2 separate regions of the Homo sapiens genome follow, and region 2 is linked to region 1. Evidence: chromatin contacts called from ENCODE Hi-C data. All regions are on one chromosome and are shown on one strand. The core of a region is the stretch at or near the end of the contact, and the rest is flanking DNA. Distances in the headings are between cores, read along the strand shown. Region 1 holds the start of LINC00951 (long intergenic non-protein coding RNA 951). Region 2 overlaps LRFN2 (leucine rich repeat and fibronectin type III domain containing 2).

Region 1 (6,543 bases), core at 2,625-5,124:
CCAAGAGAAAAGGCTCTGGGCAGCACAGTCCCACTGTCCTGTCTCTTCCAGCCCCATGCCTCCCTCCCTCTCCCTGCTTCACTCCCCTTCTTTCCCTGCTGGAAGTGAACAGATGAGTCATTTGAACTTTAGCTTCCTAGACTGCTCTTCTGGATGAGTTTGGAACTCACTCTTTTTGGTTAAGGACACCATCCACTAATTAACACCCCCAACCCTTAGGAGACAACTCCTGTGCTGGACACTAAACTAGGGTCTCAAAGGATTGTCTTGGTAACGCCTTAAAGGAACGGACACCTAGGGACTTGAAGACACACCAGGGAGTAAAATTCAGGTCTCTGATAATTTCCAGAACTTGTTCCAGCAGACAAACGGACTCTTCTTCAAATGTAAGCTCCTTTCTTGTAATAACAAGAAGGCTGATCAAAATAGCAAATACTTATTTAAAGAAAACCACAGCAGATGTATATGCCAGCTATTGTGCTAAGCCCTTTACATATGTGAACACATTCCATCATCGCCATAATGCTCTCTAAAGGAAGTACTATCATTACCCCTCAGAGGCCCAGAGAGGTTCGGTAACTCCCTCAAGGTCACACAGCTAGTAAGTGACACAGGAGGGAATTGAGTTCTGACTCCCTGAGCCCTGCAGACATCTCTATTTCTGACCTCAGATCCTACCAATCTTCCCCCACCACCCCCACCCTCTTCTCTCCAGCTACAAACACACCAAGCCCATTCTCCACAAGGCTTCTGACTTTGCTGTTTCCTCTGCCCGGAAGGCTCCACCTCCAGCTCATCCTGTCTCCTCAGTGGGGCCTTGCCTGACAATCCCATCTAAAGTAGCGACTGTGGTCACCCCCACCCTCACCTACCCTTCATTTACTAGGCATCTATCTGCTGTAATTCCATCAGCATTCCTCACTACCTCAAATGATCTTATCTGTTGGTTTACTGATTCCACCACAACGAAAACTGCAATGTGTGCAGCGATTCTTCCCCCTCCTTCACTACTGTGCACTTTCATCTATAACACCTTGGCTTGGCACAAAGTGGGCATGCAATAAAGACTGATCAAGGAGTGCTCTATTCACAAACCAACATGCACACACACTCACATGCACACACACTGCACGCTGGCGTGTGCATGGGAATGCATTCACATTAGACCACAGGCAGATGTCAAGTCAGTGATACAGTCCTCTGCAGTGTAACACCGATAGAAGTGGTGAGGCCAGACTGACATAAATGGGCTTTCTAGCAGCCGATGCTAAGAAACAGAATTCCTCTGAGGACAGATCCATAATTACCTGGCCTGGAAGACTGCAAACAGAAAATAGAGCCTCTGTGTAGGAGCCCCAGCATCTCCACCACCTGGTCCAGGCCTTTTGTGTTGGTTGCCTGGAGAAATGGAAGATGATTAAAAGGTGTGAGAAACTGGCCCCTTCAGAGTCCTTGGAAGGGGAGGGCGCTAGACCAGTTGCTCTAGTTACTGAATTGAGCTTGCTAAATATAGCTGGGTCACACATGGGGCACTGAGGAGGCAGGTCTGAAATCAGATGGGGTGGAGGGAGCTTCCCAGTTCCCTGCCCCATGCCTTATACCACCACCCCAGGCCCAGTTTGTAGTGAGGGGGTGCCCTTGACATGGAGGTGGAGAAAGAGGGAGAAGCAGATGCCTAAGCTTATGGTTGTTCTGATCCAGTGCCTGCCCAGAGCTGGGCATTCCATTCTGAATGGCAGATATCTGAGGTCAAGGTACAGCCAAACTCTAGCAGATAGGACACTTGTTCTATGATACTCAGGCTTGATCAATTTCAATGCTGCTCAAAGCCTTCGTGTGTGCATTTGTGAGTGTGGTTCATACAGTAGGAGGGGCAAGAAGGTCAATATGTAAATATGATATCTTTATAGAGCAGAAGCATGTGGGTGTTGGTGAGAGCAAAACTCTGGAGCTGTCACTAGTGGCATAGAGCTGGATGGGGACTACCTCTGCAGCCCAGCAGATTCCCAAAGCTCCTCCTTCCACAGAAGAAGATTCCTAGAATCATGTAGTAGGTGGAAAGGGCTGAGAAAAGCTCTCCATAGCAGAGGGCCTGTGGAGCCCAAGCCCTCTGAGACATTTGGCAAGCCAGGGTGCATGCCTCTGGAATCACCACACTGCAAGGTGCCCAACATGCCCCTCCCCCTTGTCCTCTTGGGCAATCCCAGCCTTTGGAGCTCTTGGTTCCAAAAGCTCTTCCCTAGCCCCAGGTGATGTTCCCCTGGACTCTTAGCCAGAAAGCCTTGGAATGGTCCTGAGAGCACCCACTGTGGTGGTCTGAGATTCTCCTTCTCAGCTCATGAATAACCATCCTACCCAGGCCTTCTACCAGCCCAGAGACCTTGTCTGTAAAATGGGAACTACAATGACCTCTTCAGAGGTTATTCTGAGGGTGAAATGAGAAATGGCAGTAAAACGTGTACAAGTCCAGTAGCAAAGATGGCATTAGAATGTTTGCTATATTTTCTTTCTCTCTTCTCTTTGTGTCTCTTTGGATTTTGTATTTCCTACAGGAAGGAGATGTGGCCAAACTGTGATGTTGCTTCCTACCTCCTTAAACTACCCTAAGAAGCTTCCTTCTCCACCCCTACCTCTAGTGAAAGCCCTCACCACTTCCCATGTTGTTGCATATGGCAGGATTTCCTTCTTTGCTAAGGCTGAATTCTACTCCGTTACATGTATATTCCACTTTTCTTTAACCGCTCCTTCGTTAATGAACACCAAGGTTGCCTCCACATCTTGGCTGTTGTGGATAATGCAATCAACATGGAAGTGCATGTCTGAGAACCTGATTTTAATTCTTTTGGATGAATACCCAGGAGTAGGATTGCTGGATTTCACTTATATGGAGTATCTAAAATAGTCAAACTCCCAGAAGCAGAGAGTGGAATGGTGGTTGCCAGGGACTGGGAGGAGGGGGAGATGGAGAGTTGTTATTCAATAGGTACACAGTTTCAGTCATGCAAGGTGAATACATTCTAGAAATCTGCTGTACAATGTTGTTGTACATTGTTGTAGTTAACAATAGCTTATTGTACACTTAAAAACTTGTTAAGGGAGGAGATCTCAAGTGAAGTGTTCTCAATACAATAAAAAAATCATCAAAATCACAATGCCCCATTCTGCTGGTTTCTGTGAGGGAGGCTGATTGATCTTGCTGCCTAGTTGGGGACAGTAAGCCGGGCTATACCTGACACTATATTGCATCTGTGTTGCTCTTCCTGCTGCTGCCTTTGTTCCAGATGTCTCCTGACTTTCTTGTTCTTTCACAAGAATCAAAGCCTGTGATTATTGGTCAAGCAAGAATACAGGGCAGGAGACCACCTCACCCATCCAAAGAAATGCATGCAGAAAAGCCATGTTTTCTAATTGTGGGGAGCCACCACCTGACCCTACCCAGGCTCCCTCCTTCCTGTCTTATACCATCTGAGCCCCAGGTACCTGTAGAGGGATCTGCTCATAGGACCTGGGGCCTAAGTTTCTGCCCCTCCACCACCAGTGTCTAGTCTCCAACTTCAGTGGAGAGGGAGAGCTAGGGCACCTAGAGAAAAGCCCCATCGCTGCCTCCTTTCTCAGGGTGAGGTTCTCATGACTGCTCACTGGGAAGGACTGGGATGTGAGCTGGAATCCCAGTATGAGGAGAAAGTGTGCCCCCATACTCCTTGCTCCTTCTTTTCCTTTCCTTCCCTTCCTGAAGCTCAGCTGTGACCCTCCATTTACGTCCATGGGGGGAAGCTCTTTACCTGGGCAGGCCCCCTGTTTCTCAGCCAAGTGTCCCAGTACTGCCAGCCCTGTCTTGAAGTTGACCCCAGAACATCTTCTCCCATGGTTCAAAGGGCCTGGGCAGCCACTCTTGTTCCAACAGAGCCACCCTTGCATCAGGGTGGGGAGAACAGGGTTCTTGAATGAAGGTTTTATATTGTATTTCTTACTGCTTGAAGTTGTACTTGGGGGTGAAGTGGATTAAGACAAGAGTTTATTGTTACTTTCCACTACAACCAGGTGGACTGTACCTGAGAGAGAAGCGGGATGAGAATAAAAGGGAGGGACTCCCATCTCCCCTAGAGGAGCGATGGCCTCCTGTTACCCTGCAGGCTCCCTAGAGCAGAGCTGTGATTTGCTGGGAGTGGGGACCATCTTCTTATGCATAATTATGTTTTGCAGAGGGGGTTCTAGAACACTAAGGAATGGCTTCTTCACCACTGGCACACTGGGCAAGGCTGGGGAGAGCTATGGGGTATGGTTTCCCTGCTGTGGTTTATTGGTAATTGTACCAAGAATAGTGGAAAGGATGACTCTTGGGTCACAGATGACTGTGGCAGCAGTGCCATCTTCATGTGGGTGGGGAGGTGACTCCCAGGGAATTGGGACCCTGTGCTTATGTCGTTTATGTCTGAAGTTATATCAAGGGCTCTTGGATGCCTTTCAGTTCACATTTGGGACAGTGAGGCTCAATTTCCTGCTGGGCCTGGGGGAAGTAAGCAGCTGGCCCCACCTCCTTAGAAATTTTCTCCAGTCTAAGCCCTGACTCATAGCTGGTTTTTCCTTTCAAATGATGACCACAGCCCACTCTGGATGCCAAATCTGTCGGTTCTCAGGGATCTAGGAGGGCAAGAGTGGATCTGGTCAACCTGGGGAAGACTCATGGGGGACAGGCAGGATTTCCCACTCTCCCAGGCCCTGGATGAACTCTGATATTCAACATGCCCAGTATTACTGAGGAAAATATTGGTACTCCTTAGCACAAATATCTCACAGAGAATTCTAACCTCAGATAAGGAAGACCAGGCTGGATGGCCTCTGAAATACTTGCTGTGCCAGTTCAGTGATTCTAGAACCCAATATGCCCAATGTTATCATTAATATGCTGCCATTGATTACAATGTGCTCAGTGATGCATATAATTAATATAATGGAGGCCGTTAGCACTTCCACTTCTCCAAGTCTGTGTTATGCATTTAATTACTTTAGCACTTCACAGTTTATCAGTATACCATCCCCTGAGCTAGATATTTCTCCAATGCCATTTTACAAATTAAGGAATTTTACAAATTAAGGTCATAGAATAAAACCCCACCTTCCTCACTCACGAAGAGACAAGCAGCTTCCCCCTATCTAGGCTGCTGAAGGACCTTCTTGTTCTTCCCAGGCCACCACCCTATAGCCCACACTGTTTGCCCTCCCCCACAAGCTCACACAACCACATCCCCGAAACTCCAAAGGAGTTTGCTCCCTCAGGCCTCCTTGGTCCTCAGAAAAAACAGTCATTCTTTTTTTTTTTTTTGAAGGTGTCTCGCTTTGTTGCCCAGGCTGGAGTGCAGTGGCGCAATCTCTGCTAACTGCAACCTCCGCCTCCGGGTTCAGGCGATTCTTCTCCCTCAGACTCCTGAGTAGCTGGGATGACAGGCGCGTGCCACCACGCCCAGCTAATTTTTGTATTTTTAGTGAGATGGGGTTTCACCATATTGGCCAGGCTGGTCTTGAACTCCTGACCTCGTGATCCTCCCGCCTCATCCTCCCAAAGTGCTGGGATTACAGGCGTGAGCCACTGCGCCAGGCCACAACAGTCATTCCTAACTGGATGGAAAGCTAATTTCTTCCCCTTCAAGGCATTAGTTGAGCTTCAATAAATGAGACAAGCAGGTCTGAGAACCACTAAGAGCACCCGTGAATTCTTCTGGCTGTAAGAACTACCTTGGACTGAGTGATTTTCTGGCCAATCCATCCTTGCCCAGGCGGTGTGTTCCTCAGAGTCACAGGTACCTGGTAAATTTGTGAAAACATGCCTGTCTGTCAGCTCGAGAAGCTAGTTCTTCAGGGAGGCTTGTAAAGACCTCAAAGTCATGGGGCTATGTTCTTTCATTTCTCACAACATGGGGAAGACTGTCTAGCATTCAGCAAGTTACTAAATGTGAGTTGTTTTGATTTCTACGTCTCCCTCACATTGCTGCTGGGCTCTGTGTTCTAAAGTTCATGGCCCATGTGTTAGGATCCGTGACTTGGGACATTAAAGACTTTTCTGGGTTTTATACTGGGGTAGGAGAATATATTTACTGAAGGCTTACTCAGCCCTGTCCCTTACTAGGACTGTGACCTTGGATGTCTCTTGTTTAACTTTTTTATATCTTAGCTTGTTCATCTAAAACATGAATCTTTGTGTCATGGGCTTAGTGAGGATTAGTTATCATAGCACATATGAGGTGCTTAGCAGAAGTTGCGTAAAGAAATACCAGTTTCTCCCTTTCCTACCCATAAAGCCCCATCTACATTGCTAAGAACCTTGCTTTTTGTGGAGCCTTACAATAGTCAAGTGAGATTAGCAGGAGCCCCACCTCCTGGGCTTCAATCTTTCATCACAGGTGCCATTGCTTGGTCCATCCGTGTCCTTGAAACATTTGGTAAAGCCACATCTTAGAGCATCTCCTCTGCTCCCCTCCCCTAGGCTGAACAAATCTAACTCCCTTGAGATCCAGCTTTATCCCAGCCCCACCCTCCTCCCCTGCC
Region 2 (7,094 bases), core at 3,178-5,677, 70 kb after region 1:
TGCCAAGGTTAAGGACATGCCCATGATGCAGCCTCAGGGGGTCCTGGAGACACGTGCCCAAGGTAGTCTGGGTGCAGCTTGCTTTTATACATTTGAGGGAGACCTAATACATCAATCAATACATGTAAGATGTACATCAGTTCAAACTGGAAAGGCAAGAGGTGGGTCGCTTTGAGGTAATAGGTAGATTTAAAGATGTTCTGATTGGCAATTGGCTGAGTTATTATCAATAAAAAGGAGTGTCTGGGTAACAATAAAGAGTAGTGGAGACCAAGGTTTTATCATGCAGATGAAGCCTCCAGGTAGCAGGATTCAGAGAAAATAGATTGTAAATGTTTCTTATCAGACTTAAAGAGTCTGTTCTGTCAGTAATTCCAAAAGAGAGGAGGGTATAATGAGGCACATGTGGCTCCTCATTCCTATCATGGCCAAGTTTTTTCAGGTTAACTTTGGAATGCTCTTGACTGAATGGAGGGGTTCATTCAATTGGTTGGTGGGCCTTAGAATTTTATTTTTGGTTTTCAGAATGACGGAAATAACCCCCAAATTTGGAAAAGTCAGATTTCTGCTACTAGAAGCACTTCACACTTTATGAAGATGTTCTTCTTTCACGCTTTGTCATCTCTTTCCAATGTTACAACAACCTGGTGAGTTATCATTATCTCCATTTAGCAGGTGAGGAGCCTGAGGTTCAGACAAGTAAAGAGAAGGGAGATCTCAAGAGCCCATGTCTGGAGCCCCTGATTCCATCTTTCTTATAGTAATCACTCAGACTCAGCTGAGGGGTAAAAAAAATGGCTCCAGTGAGCTGAAATGCACATGGTGTTTTGTTTCCAAAGTGTTTCCACATATGTTATCTCTTTGGAGATAACCCCATAGAGAAAAGATTTTTTCTTCCAATGTTAGATGAAGCAAATCTCAAAGAGATGAGTAGTGCATGGTAGAGCTGGGATTGAACCCAGGCCTTCTGGCTTCTTCCCTCACTAGCAGTTTGGAGACCAATTCCCTAGCTGTGGATTTACAGAAACTCTGTCTACCAGTGCTGTCCAAACCCCTGATTTCACTGGGCATGATGCTGAATGCATGTCAAAATCACTGGGAGAGCCTTAAAAACGAGAATATCCAGGCACCAACCCAAGCTGACTCAGAATCCCTTTTTTGGTGGGGGGATGCCACTACTCAAGGGGTTCCAAAACACAGTCAGGGTTGGGAAACATGGGTGGTAGGAAGCCCTGGACTCGGGGTCAGAATGCCTGAGTTCCATACCTTCCCCACTCCTGGTCTGACCTGGGCTGTTAATGAGGCTGAATAGAGCTGGGTTCTGTGAATACGCACACGCCTGGGAAAGTTCAGTTGTGAGATAAGTGTTTGGTGTTGTTTTGATGGCCACCACTACAGCATTGTCCCCAAGTCCCAGGCACTCTTCCAGGCCTAACCCCATCCCTCTGTAAGCCCTTTTTGGTGTTTTCCTGGTATGGAATAAACGATATCCTCACTCCCATCTCCAAACTAACCAAACGTATGTACAATTAATTGGACTGGTTCTCTTGTTATCTCTTACTGGAGGGGGAAAAAGCTTCATTTCAGAAAAGAGGGAGACTGGATACTGTAATCTCTTTACTCTTGCTAATTACTTTTTATCTTTGGAGCTCTCTCCAGCCACAGCTTTTGGAAATTGAGAAGGGAATAACATGTGGAGAAATTAGTCACCTCTGAACAGATGCTCTGAAGCTTTTTGAATCCCAGTGGTGTCACCTTCTTGAGGACAGTGAGAGAGGCAGGATGTGGGGATAGTAATATGATTTGAGATGCTCTTAGAAGGTGCCCTGAAAAACATCTCCCCTATGCACAAACCTCCTGTGGGTTTTCAAACTCCACCATCAGGGATTCACTCCTTTGGGTCTTTCAGAACTCCCAATTGAAGTGAAAATATTTCTGAAAGGGGTTATACCTTATACCTTGATCCCTTAAAACCTCATCAGATCACTTTCCAAGTTTACAGCTCTGTTGGTTTTGAAAAATGGAGACAGAAGAGGCAGGCTGGGGAATAGGGACTAGAAGACAGGACCAAGAAGAAAAAGTGGGCAGGCTCCTAGTAATCATAAGTACTCTCAGCTAACCAGTATGCCGCTGTTAACTATGAAGAACGCTCTTTCAAATACATGAGCTCTTTCAGTCCTCACCACAATCCTATGAAATATGCAGAAAGGAATCTCTGTTCTCATTTTACATATAAGAAAATAAAGATGGAGAGCAATAAAGTGATTTTCCCATTGTCCCAGGACTAGTAAATGATGGAGTTGTGTGGATGTGCTACCTGCCTTCCTATCTTCTCTGCATCACTGAGGGTGCATTGTGCCTAACTTGGAAAAAATAACCCTACATTTCCTAGCTTCCTTTGCAGAAATGTGTGCCCAGTGAAATGCAAGGAGAAGTTATTGGATGGGGATTCTGAGAAACTCCCCACTTTGCTTTCTTGCCCTTCTTGTTTCCATCTTTCCTATTGCATAAAAGGGCGATGGGATCACTGGTGCTCTAGCAACAATTTTGTGCTTTTAAGTGACCTTAAGGACAGAAACTGTGTGCTGAGGATGGTAGGACAGAAAGACAGAAGGAACTGGGCTCCTGATGACCATGCTACCCAGAAAACCAGTCCTAAATTCCCTTCCACTGGTCTTCTTTTACATGAGATGTTATAAACCCTTATGAGTTTAAGTCATACTAGTTGAGTTTTCTGTTCATCCTAATCACTACCCTGGACTTCTGACTCCAGAGTCATCTTTTTCTGTGATGCCTCTAGCAACTTTGTCACTTCACAGTGGCTTACCTGGTGACATGTAAACCAGAAATCCTCATCTTGCCCATTGATTACCTGGATGATCCCAGGTGGTGGAGTGGAACCAAGCTTCTCACTGGCACCCCTGTTTCCCCAACATTGCTGGAACTTAGAAGTATGAGACTGAGTCTCGACTAAAGCTGACAGAGAAAATCCCTGTGGACTTCCAGAAGGCTACTCCATACTTCCCCAGAAGGAGAAATTACAGCTGGTGTCCCCACCCCAAGTCTCCAGCCTTAATAAAAAGTCTTTGGGGCCTTAGCGAGATGTGCCCCACAGCAGGTACATAGCACAGTGGAAAGGGCTGGATGTAGAAGACTACATTTCTTAGTCTTTGCTTTGGATAACTTTGTAAAATCTACGCAATCTGTTTGAGACTAGTTTTACTATCTATAAAATGGGTTTAACGTTATTGTCTTCTGCATCCCCTCTTGTAGATGTCATGTTTCAACAGCGTGAAAAAAAAATTAGAAAATATAAAATCCAAGGCAGGTTCATTTTGATCCGGGCTCTGACCAAGGAGCTGCCTTTCCTCCCTGTCCACCCCTATTTCCTCCTCTATACCATTCTCTTCCTCTGCCTGTGGGGACTCAACCCACCCTTCCAGGAGAATCCAGACCCTCTTGGGAAACAGCCGAGTCAAAGAATCTTCTCTCACAGGTCCTGTTCCTGGCATGCCCCACTCCCTTTAGAGAACACCTGTCCCTAACAGCTTCTCCCTTTAAGAACACCACTTCCCACTAGCTTCTCCCCATGGCCCCAGATCCTGAGATGTCGATTTCATTAGCAAATTTTTCTCCACCCCACAGTAGAGATGGCTGTCTTTTCATGGGGTAGGCCACAGCCCCACTGAGGTGTGGAGTGGTAAGGTCCTGATGGGGTGAAAACTTGCTGAATCTGCCCTCTTGTCCTTTCCCCAGATAGGAGACAGAGCAGCAGTAAAAGATGCAGCCCCCTGCCCCAGCCCTGCAAAACTCAGTAGGGTGGTCCAGTCTCCCAGGACAGGACATGTGTCTAACAATCATGGAAGAACATGGCATGGGAAAGGGAGCCTGCAGATAGGGCGCGACAGGGGCTGGGGTGGCTGTCATCTCTCCATCTTCAGGGTCTCTCTCCTTATAGCCCCTCACTTTTCTACACAAGGATGGGGGCAGCATAACAAGCAACACAAGGCATGGCTGCATCCCGGCTGACTGCCTTAGGAGCATGCCTGCTCTTCCCCTGGCTCTCCTGGGGATCATTCCAACATCACGCCTGGTGACAGATGTTCTTGACAACTCTTAGAGACAAGTGTTTGTGAATGTCACTTGGGCTGATAATGACATGCAGGGCATTTAACTTTCCATGTCACCCCAGGGATGAAGCCAAGCTGGGGTGAACTGTTGCTCCCTCCAGGGTGGCAGAGGAGGCTGCCTTTCTGACTTCCCTCTCCCAAACTTCCCCTACCCCTCATTGACTTCTCTCCCCTTTGTTGCTGTCACCATTAGTGCCAGCCCCTTCCTGACAGGCTGGGCCCTGGCATTGAGGGACATGATAGTCAGCCCTCCCTAGTCACAAAGGAAACAGGCCAGGCCCTGCTGGTGGACTGTCTGTCTCCAGTGTGTCACAGCGCCTGCCTGCAGGGCTCAGCTGTGTGTACTCAGGAAGAGCAAGCAGCTTGGGAGTGCAGCCAGGACTGTTAAATAATGATGGAGCTTATTAGCTGAAAAAAGCGCAAAGCACTGTTTTATACAGCCTAATTCAAATCTGGTCTGAGTTATCCATGATTTGGGGTGATCCATGCCTCTGCTCCTCCTTCCTGGTATGTAGACTAGACCCTGATGTTTTCAGACATTGCTCTTAGCTCTTTGGGGTTTCTGTGAAACCTCGAGGTGGGTCACTGGTGACCTGTCAATGGCCTATGTCCAGGTCTGGTTGGGTTCTCTGGGCCTCTGCCAAGATTTTTGTCTCTGACCCCAGGCCCTGGAGCTTAAATGCACCTTAACTCCAGGAGGCAAGCTGACACAGTGCCCCCAACTAGTAAAAGTAGGTGAATTTAGCAACAGTGGAAGCCATATTATGTTGATCATGGGATTCTGAAAGTCTCAAGTAGATCCACACACGATGAGAGCTGGGATAATTTAAGTTAAATGTTTTCACTCCTGCCTGAAAGTCAGACTGCCTGCTTCGTATCCCTGGAATGGAGTCAGCCAGGTTCTACTGAACCCTTTTGGTATGGGCAGCTCACTACTTTGTGGCAGCTTTTACTTTAATCTGCTGTTGGGCAGCTTTGATCTTTATTTCCAGTCTGTCCAGTTCACCAAATGTTGACTCTATAGCTACTTTGGACCAGGACTTACCAAGGGCTGAGGACATGGAGATGAGCATGCATGAATATCACATGCTAGCGAGAGGAAGATAGATACAAAGCCAAATCATTTCGGAGCCAGATGGAGAGCAATGAGAGACATGTGTAAGGCTGTTGCTGTTGGAATTTTGTTTTTGTAACGGGCCAATGCCTACTTCCATGCACGCATGTGTCTATATGTGTGCGTGTATGTCTTTTCCTCTTTTCCACCCACAAATACTTCGAATAAGTTAAAGGAGCCATGAGTTCTTTTCTAAGTCCTCTAATCTCCAAGGTAAACTTCTCCCATTTCACATGAGCTTCCAGAACCTCATTCTCATCAGCCCTCCTCTGGATACACTGCAGCCTGTAAACATGAATCCCAAGACTGTGCCATCCCAGATTAAACATATTAAAGCTCTGCTCTGACCAGCTAGAATGACTCAGCAGAACCATAACCTCTCATGATCTGACCACTATACTTCCATTAGCGCAACTAAAAATGACAGGGGTCTCTCACCAGCTCCATCACATTGTGGCCATAACATCCTCAAGATCAACTACAACTCTGAACCTAGGCACACAGAATTTCAGATGAGCCAGATTTTCCTTACCTTGAACTTGTGCAATTGCAATTGATTCCTTGAACCAAAGTGAAGATAGATGATTAATTGATTGATAGTTTTGTTGACATGACAATTGGCCAAGCCTATTTTCTGTGTAGTTATCAATCTTAATTAGAAAATACACTGGCAGTACAGAAATGGAACAGATGTTGAGGCAGAAGCCAAAGGCTTTCTGGCATATTTACATCAATTTATTAATCAGTCTGGTTATTTGACCAGTTACAAGTTCACTCCATCAGTTTACATTTCTCCCTTGTGTCCCAAGACAGCATGAGAGTTCGCCAAATGTCCTGTATGACTGTGACGTGCTCTGTTTATGGTAGTGACTCACAGCCAGCAGAAACTCCTAGGACTTTTTCCAACTGGACCTGTCACTCCAGAGATGCTGGTCCAGCCGAGAGTCACTATGCAAGGGGGCATGTCCCTGAGAAGCACCTGCCCTCATGAATGGCAAGGAGGCAGACAAAAAGGTTGAGAACTACTGGTCCACAGCATCTCCTGAAGACATGGTTCAATGACTTGGCAGGATTTGCCCTTAGTGAACCCATGTTAGGTTAGCATTCTTTTCCAAGGGCTCACAGCTACCTACTGAGAAAGTCTTTCCAGAGTTGTATAGGGACTCCATGTCCAGCCTAGCATGCTAAGCATTACAGAGTTTATTCCCTGAAAAGCAGAATATTCACCCCTTTCCTGTCTTAGGCATCTCTCTGTCCATGCTATCTCAGAATCACCACCATAGGCTTGAGAACCTCATCTACTTGCTCCTTTAGTCCTTACTCACCTACATGGGGCCCATCAGAGCCTGGTGACCCAGAACTCATAGACGGCACTGTGATGCAGGCCTGTTGGGCTTTGGCATTCCTCTCCATAGTATTGGTCTTGTTAGGTTGAGGCTCTGGGCAAACATACAGGCTGCCTGCATTCAGATTCCATCTCTGCTACTTACCCCCTGTTTAACACCTTGAGCAAGTTTCTTCTATCTAAAGTGAAATAATAGTTTTTACCTCCTAAGGGTTTGTGAGAACTAAATGAGTTAGTGCACATAGGACCCTTAGAATAGTGACCAGCACAAATAATCCATCAATGCAGGTGTGTACTATTATTGCTGCTGTTGCTGCTGCTGCTTTTCTCCTTGCTGGGGAAGATGGAGGCAAGTTGCAAGTTGCAAGTCTTTGCTTCTTATCTATTCTCATTGTAACCTCTTTCCCAATCAACATTTTTTCTTCTTGGACATAAACATGGACTAAAAAGCCCTCTATGGCTGCATTTAGCTTTCTCTGTACAGCATGTGCTCCTCTTTAATACT

What was found. Hi-C counts contacts between places; a loop is a spot of excess contacts on that map.
Region 2: a loop to region 1 is called in a map of astrocyte of the cerebellum, with 6 times the contacts of the local background. The contact joins the enhancer-like site here to the promoter of LINC00951 in region 1. A Hi-C loop is called at or near these places in 2 of 168 maps with a recorded cell type or tissue (CD8-positive, alpha-beta T cell and astrocyte of the cerebellum).

The regions. Positions count from the first base shown.
Region 1 is chr6:40,352,132-40,358,674 of GRCh38, forward strand. LINC00951 (long intergenic non-protein coding RNA 951) reads right to left here and starts at 3,875. Exons shown (of 3, transcript NR_038887.1): 1 at 1,308-3,875.
Region 2 is chr6:40,421,289-40,428,382 of GRCh38, forward strand. All of the region lies in intron 2 of LRFN2 (leucine rich repeat and fibronectin type III domain containing 2), which reads right to left. Among named protein-coding and RNA genes, the nearest start is that of TDRG1, 46 kb to the left of the region's middle. Within about 2 kb of position 4,428, at least 5 of the 41 ENCODE cell types and tissues checked have a DNase peak (open chromatin) inside an H3K27ac peak, as active enhancers do.